2 separate regions of the Homo sapiens genome follow, and region 1 is linked to region 2. A link is a loop called in an ENCODE intact Hi-C map of the cell type or tissue named here. Cell type or tissue: endothelial cell of umbilical vein. All regions are shown on one strand. Each heading gives the region's core, and the rest is flanking DNA. Links, peaks and the distances in the headings are about the cores only.

Region 1 (9,037 bases), core at 549-8,548, 170 kb after region 2:
CCATGTACAAAAGTTCTAGTTGCTCTATATCCTGGCCAACATTTGGTGTTTGTTACTGACAGTCTTTTAAATTTCAGCCATTCTATCGGTTGTGTAGTGATAGCATAGTGGTTTTTTTTTTTTTTTTTTTGTCTATTGGTTGTGTAGTGATAGCACAGTGTTTTTGTTTTTTTTTTTTTTTGAGACGGAGTCTTGCTCTGTTGCCCAGGCTGGAATGCAATGGTGTGATCTCGGCTTACTGCAACCTCTGCCTCCTGGGTTCAAGCAGTTCTCTGCCTCAGCCTCCTGAGTAGCTGGGAATACAGGTGCCTGCCACCACGCCCAGCTAATTTTTGTATTTTTAATAGAGACTGGGTTTCACCATATTTGCCAGGCTGGTCTTGAACTCCGGGCATCGTGATCCACCCGCCTCGGCCTCCCAAAGTGTTGGGATTACAGGCGTGAGCCACCGCACCCAGGCCAGTGTATGTTTTAATTTGTCTTTTCCTAGTGACTAATGGTGTTGATCATCTCTTCATAAGCTTATTTCTCTCTTGAATGCTTTCTTTGGTAAAGCGTCTGTTTAAAATTCTGCCCAATTAAAAAATAGTGTTTTCTTCTTTTTATTTAGTTGTAAGAGTTTTTAGATATTCTTTATATATTCAACATGTATAAACACATATTTTTAACAGCTTTATTAAGATACAGTTCACATACCATAGTTAACCCCTTAAAATATATAATTACATGGATTAGTATCCTCACAGAGTTGTGCAGATATCACCACAATCTAATTTAGAACACTTTCATCACCCCCAAAAGAAACTCATACCCATTAGTAGTCAGTCACTCCCCATTCTCTCCCCACCTCGAGCACTACGCAGCCACTCATCTACTTTCTGTCTATATCGATTTGCCTATTTTGGACATTTCATATAAATGAATAATAGAATACGTACTCTTGTGATTGGTTTCTTTCACTTAGCATAATGTTTTCAGGATTCGTCTAGGTTGTAGCATGTACAAGAATTTCATTCCTTTTTAAGGCTGCATAGTATTCCATTGTATGGATACACTACATTTTAACTATTCATCAATTGATGGATTTGGGTTGTTTACATTTTTTGGCTATTATAAGTAGTGCTGCAATGAACATTCATATATAGGTTGTGTAGACGTGCTTTAAACGTCTCTTGGGTATATGCACATATGTTTTGCAAATATTTTCTCCCCATCTGTGTATCCCATTCTGATTTTCTTAACGGCATCTTCTTAACAGATTTACATTTTGATGAAGTCCAATCCAACAATTTTATGATTCATGCTTTTAGTGTCTTATCTAGGAAACCTTTGTCTAACTCAAGATCACAAAGAATTTATTTTCCTCTAGAGGTTTTATAATTTTAGCTCTTATATTTAGGTCTATAATCCATTTTGAAACAATTTTTGTATATGGTATGAGTTAAGAATCAAGTTCATATGGATATCGAATGTCATACAGATATCTAATATCAGCATTGCTTTTAGAAAGGACGATTGTGTCACCATTTATACCTTGAAACATTTGGCAAAAATCAATTGATTATATATATGTGGGTGTCTTTTCTACTATTATTTCTGTTTTCTTGATCTATGTGTCTATTCTCACACCCAATGCAACTTTGTCTTGATTACTGTAGCTTTATAAAAATGTCTCTAGAAATCAGGTAGTGTAAGTCCTCCAACTTTTTTTTTTCAAAATTGCTTTGCCTACTTGAAGTCCTTTGTATTTCCATGTAAGTGTAGAACCAGCCTGTCAATTTCTACAGATACGTTGCTGAGATTTTTAGTGCAATTGCACTGAGTCAATAAATCTTGGGGAGAATTGACATCTTAATGATATTGAGTCTTCTGATCCATGAACATAGAGTATCTCTCAATTTTCATTGCATCTTTAATTTCTTCCCAGCAACATTTTGTAGTTTTCAGTGTACAGGCTTTGCCCATATTTTATCAAATATAAGTATTTTATACTTTTGATATTTAAAACATTTCCATTCTTATTGCTAGATAGAATATGATTGACTTTTGCATAATGGCTGTGTATCTTATAACCTTACATTCACCTTTTCTAGTTTTTTGCAAATTCCTCTGTTTTCCATTCTTATCACTAGATAGTATATGATTGATTTTTGCATAATGGCTGTGTATCTTGTAACCTTACATTTACCTTTTCTAGTTTTTTGCAAATTCCTTGTTTTCTACACAGACAGCCACACTATCTGCAAATAAAGTTTTACTTATTTTTTCCCCAATGTGTATTTCTTTCATTTATTTTTGTCATGTTTCCCTGGGTGGGATCTCCAGTACAATGTTCAATAAAGGTGTGAGAGCAGATATTCTTGCCTTGTTCCTAATTTTAGGGGGAGAGCAGTAGATCCTACACACTGAGTATGATGTTAACTGTAGGTATTTTGTTGATGCTCTTTATTAGGTTGAGAAAACTCCCTTCAATTCCTGGATTGCTGAGAACATCTATGGCTTGGTGTTTAATTTTGTCAGATGCTTCTTCCACACCTATTGAGATGATTGTTTTTTCTTTTTATGCTATAAATATAGTGAATTACACTACAAACGGTCCCTGCCTTATGACGACTTGACTTTATATCTTTCATCTTTATGATGGTGCAAAAGCAATACACATTCAATAGCAACCATATTTTGATCAAAATATTTTTTGATTAACCATAATTCTGATTTTTTTGGGCCAGCAATATGCAGTACAATACTCTTGTGATGTTGCAAAGCAGCAGTGAGCCGCAGCTTCCACTCAGCCACATGATCATGAGGGTAAACGACTGATATGCCACAGTGTACTACGTTGCCAGCATTCAACACGTTCTTATAAAATAGGATTTGTGTGAAATGATTTTGCCCAACTGTGGGCTAATTAAGTGTTTTGAGCATGTTTAAGCTAGGTTAGGCTAGGCTATGATGTTCAGTAGGCATACTAAATGCATTTTTGACATGGTATTTTAAACTTATGATGGGTTTGTCGGGCTTTAACCCCTGGGAAGAAGCATCTGCAACTGATTTTTGAATGCTTAAAAAGCTTGCACTCCTAGGATAAATCTCACTTGGTCATGATCTATTTTCCTTTTGATATATGGTCCAAATTGATTTCCTAAATTTTGTTAAAAATTTTTGTATCCATGTTTATGAGCAACATCAATGTGTATGTAGATTTGTTTCTTGTAACGTTATTGACTGGTTTTGGTATTAGGTTAATGCTGGCTTTACAGGTGAAGTGGGAAGTGTGTTCTCCTCTTCAATTTTATAGATGAGTTTGTGTAGAATGGGTACAGTTATGTTCCTTACATGTTTGGTAGAATTCACCAGTGAATTTGTTTGGGCTGGGAATTTTCTTTTTGGGAAGATTTTTAACTAGAAATGTAATTTCCATTGATAATAGAAATTTAGGTTATCTATTTCTTCTTGAGTGGATGTTGGTAGTTTGAGTCAAGAAATATGTCATTTTCATCTAAGTTGCCAAATTTACTGGCATAAAGTTCATTAATATTTCCTTATTATTTCTTTATAGGCTCTGTAATGATGTGCCTCTCTCAGTCCTGGTATTAGTAATTTGTATCTCTTTTCTTCTTTCCTTGATCTATCCTGGTAGAGGTTTATCAATTTTACTAATCTTTAAAAAAATAGATTCTGATTTCATTGATTTACTCTATTTTGTTTTCTGTGCTATTGTTGTTATTTCCTCTTTCCTGCTTGGTTTCGGTTTAATTTTGTTTTGTTTCATTTCTTAAGATGGAAGCTTAGATAAGATTCAATCCTTTATTATTTTCTAATATAAGCATTTAATACTATACATTTTCTTATATTCATTGCTTTTGCTGCAAGCTACAAGTTTTGATATGTTGTATTTACCTTTAGCTCATATTTTATAATTTATTTTTAACCACATCTGGGCTAATGTGGTGTCAATTTTCCAATAATTTGGGGGATTTTTCAGATACATTTGATTTACTGATTTCTACTTTAATAAATTCTTTTGTAGTCAAATAAAATACTTTATTTGCAATTCTTTTAAATCTGAGAGTTGACTTATGGCCCATAATATGGTCCCTCTTCATGAATGTCCCATGTGTTAGGAAAAAAGTGTGTATTCTGCTACTGTTGAATAGAATGTGAGCTAGAGCAGAGGACAATGTTCACATATTGAACGTCCTAATATATTCTCCCATTGATAGGATGAGATGAAATCTGTTCTACATTTTCATGTCAACATAATCACTGCACTTTAATAGTATCCTTTTCAAGGTTCTTTTTAAGTTTGCACACAGATTTGAAAAATCTCATTCCCCATCCATTCTTTTCCACCAGGCTATGAAATGTATATTGCTCTTATATTTTCCATTCATATACTTCAAGGCGAAGATTGAGATACTGTAAACTATTCTCACATGAGATGTGATACAGGCTAGGTAAGAGCATGGATTTCGGGCTGAACATAGTGGCTAAAGCCTATAATCCCAGCACTTTGGGAGGCCAAGGCAGGAGGATTCCTCCAGCCGAGGAGTTCAAGACCAGCCTGGGAAACAGTGAGACTCCCTGACTCTCCAACAAAAACAAACAAACAAACAAACAAACAGCCAGGTGTGGTGGTGTATGCCTGTTGTCCTAGCTACTCAGGAGGCTGAGGTGGGAGAATCACTTGAGCCCAGGAGGTTTGAGGCTGCAGTGAGCCATGTTCACACCACCATACTTCAGCCCAGGCAATAGAGCAAGACCCTGCCTCAAAAAAATAAAAAAGAAGAAGCATGGATTTGGACTCAGATAAGCCTATGTTCATATCCTCATTCTGCTACTTAAGACGTATGTGTTCATGGGCACATTGTCTTTATTTGTATTTTTTATGAGGCTTTTGTGAACATTTTGATAGTAGTGAAATACCTGTGCATGGCATGAATAAATAATATATGGCCCTGCTATTATTTTTGTTGTATGTCATATGAGGGAATACTGGGAAAGGTCCATGTACGTTTTCTTTCTGAAAAGTTCTGGTAATGCCTAAATTCCTTTATTAGTCATTTATCCATACATATCAAGCACTGCCCTCATTGAACTTTATATTACATTGTGGATACCTCCTAAGAAGAGTATCTTATTCTTAGTTCCTAATCCTTTTCAGTCAGTCTGTTTATTGGTAGCTGCTCTCAGTGACAGGGGAAATCAGGCAACATGGTAACGAGCACCTACGAATATGGGGTCCTAGAAAGGGAAGTGAATTCTACAAAGGAGAGCTGACTAGGATCAGTCCTATCGCTCCTATTGGAGGTAGTCATGTCCACAAGCCAGCAATACCTGTGCCATATACCATGAGGTTAAGCACCAGGAAGACACCTAGAAATACACTTTCAAAAAATCAAAATAGTAAGGCAATAGAAAAAGAAGGCATAATTTATTGTGTCTATTATGACTAGTGTTTAATAAGACTTATAAGAAAATAATCAAATTATTAGATCATTTAACATATATTCTGGAATTAGAAGCAAAAAAAGTGAGAACATAGCTGAGCTCCATAAACATGCAAATTATATTTTTATTCAACAAATATCTGTTGTCCCAACTTATGCCAGGCACCCTGTTAGGCAGTGAGGAATGTGAGAGTGACTATGACAAATGTGGTTCCTGTTCCTAGTGGGGAAGGAATATAAATAATAGTATCAGAGGTATGATGACAGAAGTGCAGGAGCTGAGAGTCAGAAAGGCATCTAAACCCAGGCTTCCCTGAAATGACCTGAAGCATGAAATGCGGAGGATTAAGGATTTCAGGAAGAAGGAGCAACCTGTGAAGAGGTTTTGTCAACTCTGACCTCTCCAGAAACATTTAGCCACAAGAAAATCCATAATTTAGTGGAGAATGTCTAAAACATTTAGTGTTACCCAAATTCAGCTCAAGATGAATCAAATGCAGGATGACAATGTACCCCATTTCACAGTTTTCCAAAGAAAATACTGATAATGATGAAAAGAATGACAGCAGTTCAGGCTTGTTGATGCATTTTATTGTGAGATGGGAGTCTGGTAAAAAACTAGAAAATGACCATGATGTAACAAGGAACTTAAAAATGAAGAGTCAGATCTGTAACTTACATACATGAATACAGGAACAAATTGGCACAAAATGTTAAACATTGTTCCCAACACTGTTTATAGAAGTTAATCCTAATTTGGCTTACTAAGGAAATGAGAGTTGTATGGTTAGGCTGATTTCTTAATAAAACTGCAGAGCATCATGCTATTAGTCACACAGTGAATTTCAAAATTTAAGTTTTATATTAAAAACTGGGTAAAGGTAAAATGACTTGATTGTAGTTGTAAAACTAATACATTCCCATTTAAGTTCTGTTCTACAGTCCAAGGCAAGTATAAATGTTAACATAACACTGTTAAATCAAATCTCAATGCAGGAGAACCAATTGCATCTCTACTTTAAATCTTATCAACTTTCCAAATTTTCATACTAAAATATATTATTGTATTAATACAAACTACAGTATTATACACTACACTGTGTAATAAATAAAGAAATATAAAAATAAGACACATAAATATAAAAGTTTTCTAAAACTAAAAGTACATATGTCAGTAAGAAGGGTATTAATACTGCCAGGTTTGAAGACATACAGTACAAAAATGTTGCACAGATCTATAAACTAAAAGAAATAAAATAATACTGATAGGTAAAAATCAGCTAATGTTGTTAATAAATTGGGTCCATAATAACTAACATTTGGAAACAGTTATGAGCCAAATAACAATAGCATGTCCATGTCTGAAATGCAAGTACATGGATAAAGCAGATTAGAAAATTTCCCTTTCGTTTCTGTAGAGAAATTCTGAAAATCAATCAACATAAAATCAATACCGAGGAATTGAAGGATGAAATGTCCCAGTGTTTCAGTTTCTCTGACAGAGTCAGTGGTTTTAAGTTTTATTTGGGAATTTTGATACAAGAGACAAATCAACAAATGCTAGTTATTGTAGGCCACACATTGGATGAAGGCGGGTTAGAGCCTTGAAAATACTGAGAAATGGCACTTACAGCACACAGGTCTTGCTTAAGGCCAAAGGAGATACAAAGCTTCATGTCATATCCTTCATATGTTACCACATATTCAAACACAATCACAAACACTGATTCTGATGATTTTGCTGTCCTTATCAGATTAACATTGTTAGTCCCTGCAATCAGAACTCAATGGCAATCTTTTGAACTCCATTTTAAACCACGTGAGTAAGAAACTTCAGTTCTTCTATCAGCTGCTTTCTTAAGGCTAACAATACACTTTAAATGATAATACGCTCTACTAAGACATCTAAATATTAGAAATTACTACCTTCTAGACTGAATTTATAAAAGGTAGTTAGCACGGGTTGGAACTACATTATACTTCTCTGTGAAGGGAATTTTGTAGTGCAGAAGTTCTCACATTTTAAAAAACATAATAAAATACTGAAGCGGATTTAGCATATGTTTACCAATAAAAAATTATAAAATTTCTCCCAATTGTACAGCTTAAGAATAAACCAACATAAGAGTGATAATACTGATAAGATAAAACAATGCCAGATGCATATCTAATTAATCAGCTTCCTTTAACCTCTTGTATTGTTGCTCTCTGAGTCATTAAGGTTTTCTAATCTGCTGCATGTTACAAACTTGTTCCTAACTTTGAAAACTGCATGAAAAATTACTAGGTCTGAGGTTCAGGCACACCCGGATTTATTTTGTGTGTGTGTGTGTGTGTGTGTGTGTGTGTGTGTGTGTGTTTTGTATTTTGTATTTTTTTAGTTTTTACTTTACACAGTAGTGAACAGGAATCACAGCATACAGGTTACTGTGTTTCCATGAAAAGCAAGGATAATATTGAACGAAATTCATTATCAATTAGAATTTATTTTCCTTCTAGAAAAACGATTAGGCTTCATTTGTCTTTTCTTCAGACACTTGCTCACTACTCTCGCCTACTTTTTGTCCTAAGCTGCTTGCTTGACTTTCAGCCCTGTCATCCTTCATCAGACCTTCAGTTTTTGCTTCTTCTCCCTCATTCTCTGCCTCTTCTACCTCTTCTTCTTCCACTTCTTCCTCCTCCTCCTCCTCTTCCTCATCCCCTTGTGGTTTTTCACATTCTTTTTCTTCCTGCAATTCTTCCATCTCTTTATCCTCCTCCTCTTCCTCTTTTTCACTGTCTTCATCCTCTTCCCTTGTCAAACTCTCTCTCTCGTCCGAGTCGCCCTGTGAGGGAGACGCCCTGGCACCCACGTGCTCATTCGAGAGGATTTCAGGCCCTGCCTCTTCCTGCTCTGTGCTGTCACGTTCTTCCGCTTCTCTCTTACAGTAGGAGTAGCGATGATTCATGTGTTGAGAATAAGACCCAGAGTGTGAGAAGCGCTTTCCACATTTGTCACATTGATAGGGCTTTTCTCCAGAATGTAATCGCATGTGTTCAATCAAATGATGTTTGTGTTTAAATGCCTTTTTACAGATTCCACACTCATGAGGTCTTTTACCTGCAAAATAAGAATTCTGTTAAATAAAATGGTGGTATTCAGCAAATAAAATCCTTATACGGTTTTTGGGGTACTTCATGTTGTAGAAAGGGGAGGGTTATTAGTTTCATTTTTAAAACATTTCCAGGTCCCAAACTCTTTGTAATATAATATTGCAATTTGGTTTGTTCTTTACATTAAAAAACGTAGTGCTCTACACTCTGCTGTGCAGATGATTAGGTCAATGGGAGCTACATGACATTGAAATGCCAAAAATACAAGCATCATGACAGCGAGGTGGAAAATGGGCCAAGTGCAGCTGGGAGGAGATGTCTGGTAGTGAACGAGCACAGTGAGGGCAGACAGGGACAGACTTGCTGCTCACCTTGTGTTCATTATCACTACAAGGTCCCTTTTTAGTCATTTTGTTTTCCTAGTCACAAGCTCTGCTCCCAGTGAAATTTTAATGTTTACTATACACTTTTTATATACGATAAAACTCATAAAT
Region 2 (9,037 bases), core at 626-8,625:
GTGGCTGGGATGCAGGGCATCATGTCTCAAGGCTGCACAGAGAAGTAGGGTCCTGGGCCTGGCCCATGAAACCATTTTTCCCTCCTAGGCCTCCGGGCCTGTGATGGGAGGGGCTGCCGCTAAGGTCTCTGAAATGCCCTGGAGGCATTTTCCCCTTTGTCTTGGCTATTAACATTCGGCTCTTCTTTACTTATGCAAATTTCTACAGCCTTGAATTCCTCCTCAGAACATAGGTTTTTCTTTACTATTGCATGTTTAGGCTGAAAATTTTTGAAACGTTTATGCTCTGCTTCCCTTTTAAATATAAGTTCTAGTTTCAGGTCACTTCTTTGTTTATACAAATAAATGTGGGCTGTTAGAGGCAGCCAGGCCATATCCTGAATACTTTGCTGCTTAGAAATTTCTTCTGCCAGATACCCTAAATCATCTCTCTCAAGTTCAAAGTTCCACAAATCTTTAGAGCAGGGGCACAATGCCTGCCAGTCTCTTTGCTAAAGTATAGCAAGAGTGACCTTTACTCCAGTTCCTAATAAGTTCCTCTGTCTGAGACCACCTCAGCCTGGATTTCACCGTTCATGTCATTTTCAGCATCTTGGTCACAATCATTCAACAAGTCTCTAGGAAGTTCCAAACTTTCCCTCATCTTCCTATCTTCCTCTGAGCCCTCCAAACTGTTCCAACCTCTGTCCATTTCCCAGTTCCAAAGTCACTTCCACATTTTCAGGTATCTTTATATCAATGCCCCACTTCTCTGGTATCAATTTTCTGTATTAGTCTATTCTCACACTGCTATAAAGAACTACCTAAGACTGGGTAATTTATAAAGAAAAGAGGTTTAATCAACCCAGTTTCACAGGCTGTACAGGAGGCATGGCTGGGGAGACCTGGGGAAACTTAGAACCATTGCAGAGGGTGAAGAGGAAGCAAGCACCTTCTTCCATGGTGGAGCGGGAGAAAAAGAGTGAAAGGGGAAGTGCTACATACTTTTAAACAACCAGATCTCATGAGAACTCACTCACTATCACAAGAACAGCAAGGGGGAAGTCCGCCTCCATGATCTAATCACCTCCCACCAGGTCCCTCACAACCAGGTAGGTAATCTTTAAGAAGTTTTAGTCTTTTTCTGCATCTATTCTCTTGTTTTGAGCCCTTGCCAGAATAATCATTAATGCATTCAAAGCATTACAGGCTTTTTCCAGCAGTCACTTCAAAACAGTTCCAGCATCTACCCATTACCCAGTTCCAAAGCTGCTTCCACTCTGGTCTTCTCAAGGACTCATCTGGAGAGCCAGTGATTGCTGAAAGATGAGGTTTTCCTTATGCTGGGCAAGGAAAGCCCCGAACAGTGACAGGCTCTTTAGAGAGGAAATCCTCCTGGGCCTCCTGCCTCCCAGGCCCCCCGGAGTGCTGTCTGGGAGTCTCCAAGACTGTCCCTTCAGCTCTGGCTAGAGAACTCTCCATCCTTGGGGCCATGGGATCCCCAAAGCCACGGTTTCTCACGGCTGGGAGGAGAGAGAGAGAACGTGGCTCAGGGAGGCTGGCAGGGCTCTCTGTGTGGGACCCCACCCAGGCAGGGCAGAAGAGGAAGACAGTTCTAGAGCCTCTGCATCAAAGATTACAGGCTTCTTGCCATATCTCCAATCACTGTTCCCCTTGTTCCAGGCTGCAGTTGGCACATGAACCCATGGGCCATCAGTTGCTTTTGTTTTTAAGATCTAAATATCGTATTTATGACTAATAAAACTGAGTGGAGAATTACTAATAAAACTGGCCTTAGATCTGCAGCCCAGAGGGCATTCAAATAATCTCCATTCCCTCCTTTAATTGAACTTGTCCCCCAAAACATCAAACCCGCCCTCTTATTCTTCAACCATAGGGTACAATTAGTTTTTACACAAGCACCCCACACAATGGGGAGACCCAAGAGAGAGAGTCGGGGAGTGTTTATGAGGTTTATTGAGGGGATTAGGGGACCAGAATAGAGGGGAGGAAACAATTCTGCCGGTGGAAATCCTTTCTCTACTTAAAAAAAACTCACCACACACAAAGACCACAAACAAAACCCCCTGTAAGAATTTTGTTTTGAAAGCTGTTCCCTGCCCCAGGTCAAAGAGAAGGAAAGAAGGGATCTGGGCTTTGCGGGACACGGCTCTCCCACCGTGGCGCCCACTCTCTGGTTCCCTGTCTTTTCCCTCCAGGAAGTTCAGGTGCCTCAGCCTGGGTTTCATTTGAGCTTTTAAATAATGAACAGTTGTTATCCTTGCCCTCATTCGTTACATTTTTTAAAAAGCAAAATAAGCTAAACAAAGCAGAGAAGTATGCACCTAAAAACCTTTCTTCGACAGCCAGAGAAGCAAGGAAGGAAAGGCCGCCTACCATTTATTTTTTATAAACATCATACTAAATAACACGGATTTCAACTTATGGCTATAAATAACATGCGATGTTTTCACTGCAGATTTCCCCAGGCCCTAAAGCTATTTCAGTGGAACCTGCAGCCACCCTGTCCTCCCATCGCTGCTCGAGGTCCGGCGTTACCTACGCCTCATTGTTTCTAGAAGTTGCATTTCTGTATGTTGCTCAGAATTGGTTTGCATGCCGGACCCTTGCTTTCCTGTTTTTGCCTCCTCCCACCCTGGGCCACCCCATCCCATCCTCGTGATCGTTGGGACGCCCCCTCGCCTGCCCAGCAAGGACACTTGATGGAGAGGCTGCCGGGTTATGGCTTCCTTCCTTAGCTGGCTCGCAGGCCCGTGGCCCCACAGATGTTCTCCCTGGGTTTGTTTTGATAGCCCGTTTTAAAAACAGTTCATATCCACCAACTGTTCAGATAATAGTATTCCAAGTGGCAAGCAACTGTGATTATTTTTGTCGCTGTTTACCCTGACAAGCACAGCTCAGCTGGAAAATATGGGGCCGGGGGGAATTCCCCTTCCTTGCTCTTCTAATTGTTGCCCATATTTGCCATAAGGAAGTTGCATTTTTGACTTTCTCTCACATTGAGCCCCATGTTCCCTGGGAAGGAGAGAAGAAGGCGAGAGAAATCAGATGGAGAAAATGCAGTATGGGGCCTATTGGAATCGATAACCCTCCTTCCAAGTCAGGCTGTTTCACTATCAACACTAAGAGGAGTTTTTGTGCACATGTGTGTGGTGACATAAAGAAAGCCTTGCTTGGGGTAGAGCTGGTACTTTGAACTGGCTCTCTCTCCAACATCTCAGACATCCCAGGCCTAAAATCGAACTTCTCGTTTGCCTATCCAGTTGCAGAAACACCTGTGGTCTCCCGTAAAAGTGCAAAAGACCCCCACTCCTTCCCCAGGTTCCCAGAACAGGCCGGCTGGTCCCTCTGACTGTTCCACTCCTCTGACCTCCAAAGTCAGTTATTTGTCAAGCCTGGCTGATTTTCCCGGGACTTTAAAAAATTCTCTTGCACCTATCCCTTCTTTTCCAGCCACACCACCTGCCCCACCGACAGTTGGCCCTTTCCCTGTCCCCTTTATTGCAGCGGTAATTTCAACCACATCCTGGCCTTCCATCCCTTTCCTCCCATTTCACCCTCATACCATGGCTAGGCCTAGCTTCCGAAAGCTTGACCCTGTTGCCACTTACCTGCTCAAAAATGCTTAGCAACTTCCCACTGTGTGCAGCCTTTGTCTGGCTTTCCAGGCCCTCCACGCCCTGGTCCCTGCCTGATCTCTCTGCTTCCCCATTCAGATCCCTCCCATGGTGTGCCCAAGCTCAGGATTTCTTGAACACACCTGTGCTTTCCAGCAGGGCTGCCACGTGGCTGATTCCATGGCTGCCCTTCCCTTCACTATTACCTGAATGTGCTTCCTAGAGGTGAATATGGTTCAGCCTGTATGACCAAATGGCCCCCAGGCCTTTGAATATGCTGCTTCCTCATTCTGAAGTGCCCTCCTCTCCCAGCTCCACCTGTCAAAATCACACTATTCTTCAAATGCCACTTCTTCCATGAAGCCATTGATGGTGATTCTTGCTGGAAAGGGCGGCTCTTGATCATGAAAATCTGAAAGACATTATATTGGAAGTGTTTATAATTTTCTTTGTATTTAGATGTCAGACTTTCTTACATAAAACCCAAACCTCCTTAAGAATAAAGGCTGTGAATTACTTTCCTGCATATAATCTGCTGTGCCTAGCAGTCGATTTTTGTTGGAGGAATGAAAGAATGAATGATTTATTTTGGGCTTGGGCGTGTACATTTCACTGATGACCCCTGGGTGCATTTAAATTTAGCACACCTGTCAGATCTCTCCTCATCCTTATTTGTTACTCTATGCTGCCAAGTTAGGTGGAGGATAGGGTAGGAACCTGGGGATGTTTTCTTCATTATCTACAGTCACATAATCACGAATCACAGATTCTCAGATACGAGCAAGTCCATCAGATACTGACGGCCCAGTGTTTTGCAAATGATTGCTCAGAGCTATGAGTCCCAGGACATGGGGGTTGTGCAGCAGAGGGAGGCTGTAGGAGAGGGAGCTTTGGGATTTTGCTCCTGCTCCAACCAGATCAGGTCTGCTTGTGTCTGTTTCACATTTTGAGGTCTGGTGGAATTTATCTTTACCAGAGGCCAAAAAGAATTTTTATGAAAAACAAAACCAAACCATAGATATAGTCCAAGTTGATAAAAATCCAAAACTTAAGAAAATGCCTGTCTAAACCTATCTGGAGGGATCTCAAAGAAAGTACATTCAACAGCTTGTAATCTATAGCAATCACCCGCACCATCACAGGATGGCCCCACAAAACAATCGTCAGACGCAAGACGTCCATAAGAGTCCAGGAAAGAGCTGGAGGAGACGAGTCACGCCAGGTTTTAGCTCCAGTTACGCCAGGAACAAGTTGTGCAATGCAGCGAGTCCTTTTTCCTCTCTAGACTCAGCATCTCATTTAAAAGCATGGCCCTAGCAGCCTAGGCTGGGTGGCTCAGTGGTTATTAAGGGCACAGGGAGACCTGAGTGGCACCAGCACAGCCCAGGGAGCCACTGAGAGAGGAGAGGTGCCCAGCAGTGACACAGCCAGCAAGTGTCTGCACAGGGAAGAAGCACCGAGAGCTGGTCATTCTGCTCTTAGCCTGAACTTGGTGATCTCAGAGGCCCGGCCCAGCTCTAACATCTGTGACTCAGCTGGCAGCCGCGTGGACCCCGTTGCTGGGGGAAATGCTGTGTGCACATTTATTCTGGGTTTGGATATTTAAAGAGCCGGGTGTGTTGAGGGACATTTCGGAAGTGCTTGGGGAGGGAGGGGACTGCAGACTGGGCTTTTCTTTAAACACTTATAGATATCCTGTCTTGATCTCTCGGTCCACAAAGAGTAATTTTCTTTCCCTAAGAAAGTGACGTGGGTCTTGCCCATTGTGTCCGCCTCGCTGGCTCCCGGCTGCGCAGCCCAGCAGGAAGCAGGTGGCCTGAGGTGAAACACATGCCCGGCCCGGCTCAGGCCATTTCTGGGTTCCTGTCCAAGGGCAGCCTTGCTCCCCACAGGGAAAACTTGGCATGCCCCCTAGACTGCTGGGCACCTGGGGCACAGGGCTGACCCTCCACCTGGGAGGAGAAGAATGGAGCTCTCTCTGAGCCCCCAGGGGTCCTGGCAAAGGTGGCAGCCGTGGACCCTGGGGACATGGGGCAGCCTGGGCTTCCTCTTCCGCACTTGCTGTTTTCACTGGCTCAGGAAGCTCTGACTGCAAGCTGGGATTTTGTTTCCAAATCCCTGCGTCATTTTTACTATTTGAATTGCCACTTTGGGCTGCTTTTAGGGAGGTGGCTCTTTTGTTGCTTTCCTCACTCAGGATGTTGTTTCCAGTAGATTTCCTCACAGACTCCGTCTGCTGCCTTTGTTTTCCCTTCTGGGCACAAACACAGAAATCTTCCAGAATGGAGACTGCATCAGTGAATCGGACCTGCCGTGCTGTGAGCCAGCACAGTTTAATTTTTCTCTTAGGACATTTATTGTTTTTTATTTCTGCTTTCAGAGGTCATTGTGTCTACATGCTCATTATAGCACATTTGAAAAATATGGGAAACACATATAGGTGATATAGGAGGAAAATGAATATCACCCATAGGCTCAGTAGCCAGAGATCTACCTAGAATTCCGGTGATAATTTTTGTTTTGTTTTGTTTTGTTTTAAATTGGGCTCATACTGCACACATTGCTAAGGAACCTGCTGCTTACACCCAACCCTGTATCCTTAACACTGTCCCATGCTCTTTTATTTTTTGCAGACACAGTTTTTTGTTTTTGTTTTTTGTTTCGTTTTTGTTTTTTTGACAGAGTCTCACCCTGCTGCCCAGGGTGGAGTGCAGTGGCCTGATCTCTGCTCACTGCAACCTCCGCCCCCCAGGTTCAAGCAATTCTCCTGCCTCAGGCTCCCAAGTAGCTGGGATTACAGGTGCACAACACCACACTCGGCTAATTTTTGTATTTTTGGTAGAAGATGGGGTTTCACCATGTTGGCCAGGCTGGTCTCGAACTCCTGACCTCAAGTGATCCTCCTGCCTCAGCCTCCCAAAGTGCTGGGATTACAGGTGTGAGCCACCGTGCCAGGCCGCAGACACAGTTTTTAAGTCCCTACAGCTCTCCTTTGGCCTTGCCACCAACAATGCTGTGTCAAAGACGTTAGCCGGTGTGAAGGAGGAACGAGGACAGGAAAACAGAGTATGTCACACAATACACATCTACATGCAAAGCCCAGATGGGTGAAGTTGTGGGTGGCTTTTCTTTTCTTTCTTCTCTTCTAGAGTGTGCACATTTTTCTGTCACAAACACAGGAGAAGAGACAGAATAATGTGGTGATCGGAAGCGCAGGCTTGGGCAACCTGCTGTATGGGTGCAACTCTGCCACTAACCAGATGAGGTGCTTAATGGCAGTGTGCCTCAGTTTCTTCATCTCTAAAGTGTGAACAATAATGCTACCTGCCTCACGTGTCAGTTTTGAAGATGCAGGTGAAGTCCAGTAAATACCCAGTACTCAGTGACAGTTATGGCTTTATATGAACATTGTGATCATAAAAAGTCTGGGCGGGCACAGTGGCTCATGCCTGTAATACCAACACTTTGGGAGGCCAAGGTGGATGCATTACCTGAGGTCAGGAGTTTGAGACCAGGCTGGCCAACATGATGAAACCTCGTCTACTAAAAATGCAAAAATTTAGCCAGGCACGGTGGCTGGTGCCTGTAATCCCAGCTACTCAGGAGGCTGAGGTAGGAGAATCACTTGAACCCAGGAGGCAGAGGTTGCAGTGAGCTGAGATCGTGCCACTGCACTCCAGCCTGGGCAACAAGAGTGAAACTCCATCTCCAAAAATAAAAATAAAACAAAATAAAAATAAATAAATAAAACATCTAAAAGTCCCTGCTATGGGCTGAATTTGGTCCCTACAAATACATCTGTTGAAGTTCAACCCTCAGCACCTCAGAATGTGACTGTTTTGGAGACAGCATCCTTACAATGGTAATTAAGTTAAAATGAGGTCATTGGAGTGGGCCCTAACCCAATACTGCTGTGTCATAACAAGAAGATGCAGAGACATCAGGGATGCGCTTGCACAGGGGAAAGGCCATGTGAGGACACAGCAAGAAGGCGGCTGCCTCCCAGCCAAGGAGACAGGCCCCAGGAGAAACCCAACCTGCCCACAGGTTGATCTTGGACTTTCAGCTTCCAGAACGGTGGGAAAACAGACTTTCATTGGGTAAGCCACCCAGTCTGTGGTACTTTGTTATGGAAGCCCTAGCAAAACAATGCAGTTCCTTAACAAGAACATCAGTGTCATAGTTGCTCATCTAAGTGCAGTGCAGAAGCAGGTGATATACCCTAGACAAGTGGAAAACAGCTCGACTGCGGGCCCGGCAGTTCCTGCCCACCAGCCTCCCCTCAAGGCGAGCCCCCCCTCGCCTTTGCAGGGTACCCGGTGGCTGCAGGATGTCCTCTGGCTGCGCAGAGCCCCCAGGCTCTTGCTTCGCCAGGTCTGTCTCTTCCAGGCAACAGGGTCTTTCTTGGCTTCATTTGGAGGGCAAGAGCTTCCTCCTCCTTCAGGAACCTTGGCTAGCCATTTCCAATACAATACCTGCGTCTGCACTTGAATGAAGTGGTTTTCCACCCTCCAAAGACCAGTGGGAGAGTTTTCATGCATGGTCCATTTGAATCACTGACATGATGTGCTCTGAGCGTGGAGTGTTGGATCTCAGACTCAGGCATAGAAAGGGGGCCGCTGGAGGATGTATGTGCAATGCTTCCTCAGATTATGAAAGCACAGCCAGCCTTCTGTTGGAAGCACAGGACAAGTGTTTGCTGGGTAAGGATATTTTCCATCTTTGCAAACTGTGGGCCAGCTCTTTCTCCTTGGCTAGGTAGATAACCAATGCACCTTGTCTGCTAAGTCAGCCTCTCTTCATTCCTATTTTCTCAGTAGACAGCCTTATAAATCTGGCTAATAACTCCCATTTCATTTCCCCAAACTCCATTAGAGGGAAATTATAATGAAGCTCAAATACTCACCAGGTTATTCATGGGAAGGACCTTTGGCTTTTTAAAAATGCATTTTAGATGGCTGGATTAATCTAGTGGCACATTACAATGCAGCCCTGCTGAAGTTTGCAGGAGATTCCTGGCACCCGGCATTGTGCACTGCACAATGCCGCCAAGAAGCGTGAATTATCTTTACAGGAAGAGGCAGGAATTAATATGTCAGATGGAAAAGACCCACTGGCAGCACCTGATGAAAACCCAGGACTCTGCTCCCTGTCAAGGTTCTGCAAGGTTGGAGTCATAATCACACAACTCACAAGCAAACGCCCTGAGCAGGCTCCTCTCTGCAAAGGGCATAAGGGCAGAACAGCAGAGAAGTGACACACTACCCTCTCCATCTGGCCCTGCTCACCCACAAGCGTTGGAACAGGAATATTTGTAGCCTTGGAAAGAGGCACTTACCAAGATGCTTAATTGATGATAGGCACATTGAGAAAAAAATGCTGATTTCATTCCTTTTATTACCTCTCTGGCACAGCAAGTT

What was found. Peaks named below come from ENCODE experiments on the same cell type or tissue, not always from the same donor. Only the 100,000 strongest peaks of a DNase experiment are listed, where the experiment ranks them.
Region 1: a loop joins it to region 2, with 6 times the contacts of the local background. A loop is called at or near these places in 4 of 110 quality-filtered maps.

Annotation. Positions count from the first base shown.
Region 1 is chr10:31,526,185-31,535,221 of GRCh38, reverse strand. ZEB1 (zinc finger E-box binding homeobox 1) reads right to left here. Exons shown (of 9, transcript NM_001174096.2): 9 at 5,418-8,550. The coding sequence ends at 7,958. Among named protein-coding and RNA genes, the nearest start is that of MACORIS, 180 kb to the left of the region's middle. In endothelial cell of umbilical vein, for the core only: no CTCF peak of the experiment used is centred there; no DNase peak of the experiment used is centred there; H3K27ac peaks cover 465 bases.
Region 2 is chr10:31,694,148-31,703,184 of GRCh38, reverse strand. All of the region lies in intron 1 of MACORIS (macrophage enriched lincRNA repressor of IFN-gamma signaling), which reads left to right. Among named protein-coding and RNA genes, the nearest start is that of MACORIS, 8.8 kb to the left of the region's middle. RefSeq lists enhancers at 7,415-7,976, 7,977-8,538. In endothelial cell of umbilical vein, for the core only: no CTCF peak of the experiment used is centred there; DNase peaks (open chromatin) are centred at 1,524, 2,754, 5,384 and 5,744; H3K27ac peaks cover 6,187 bases.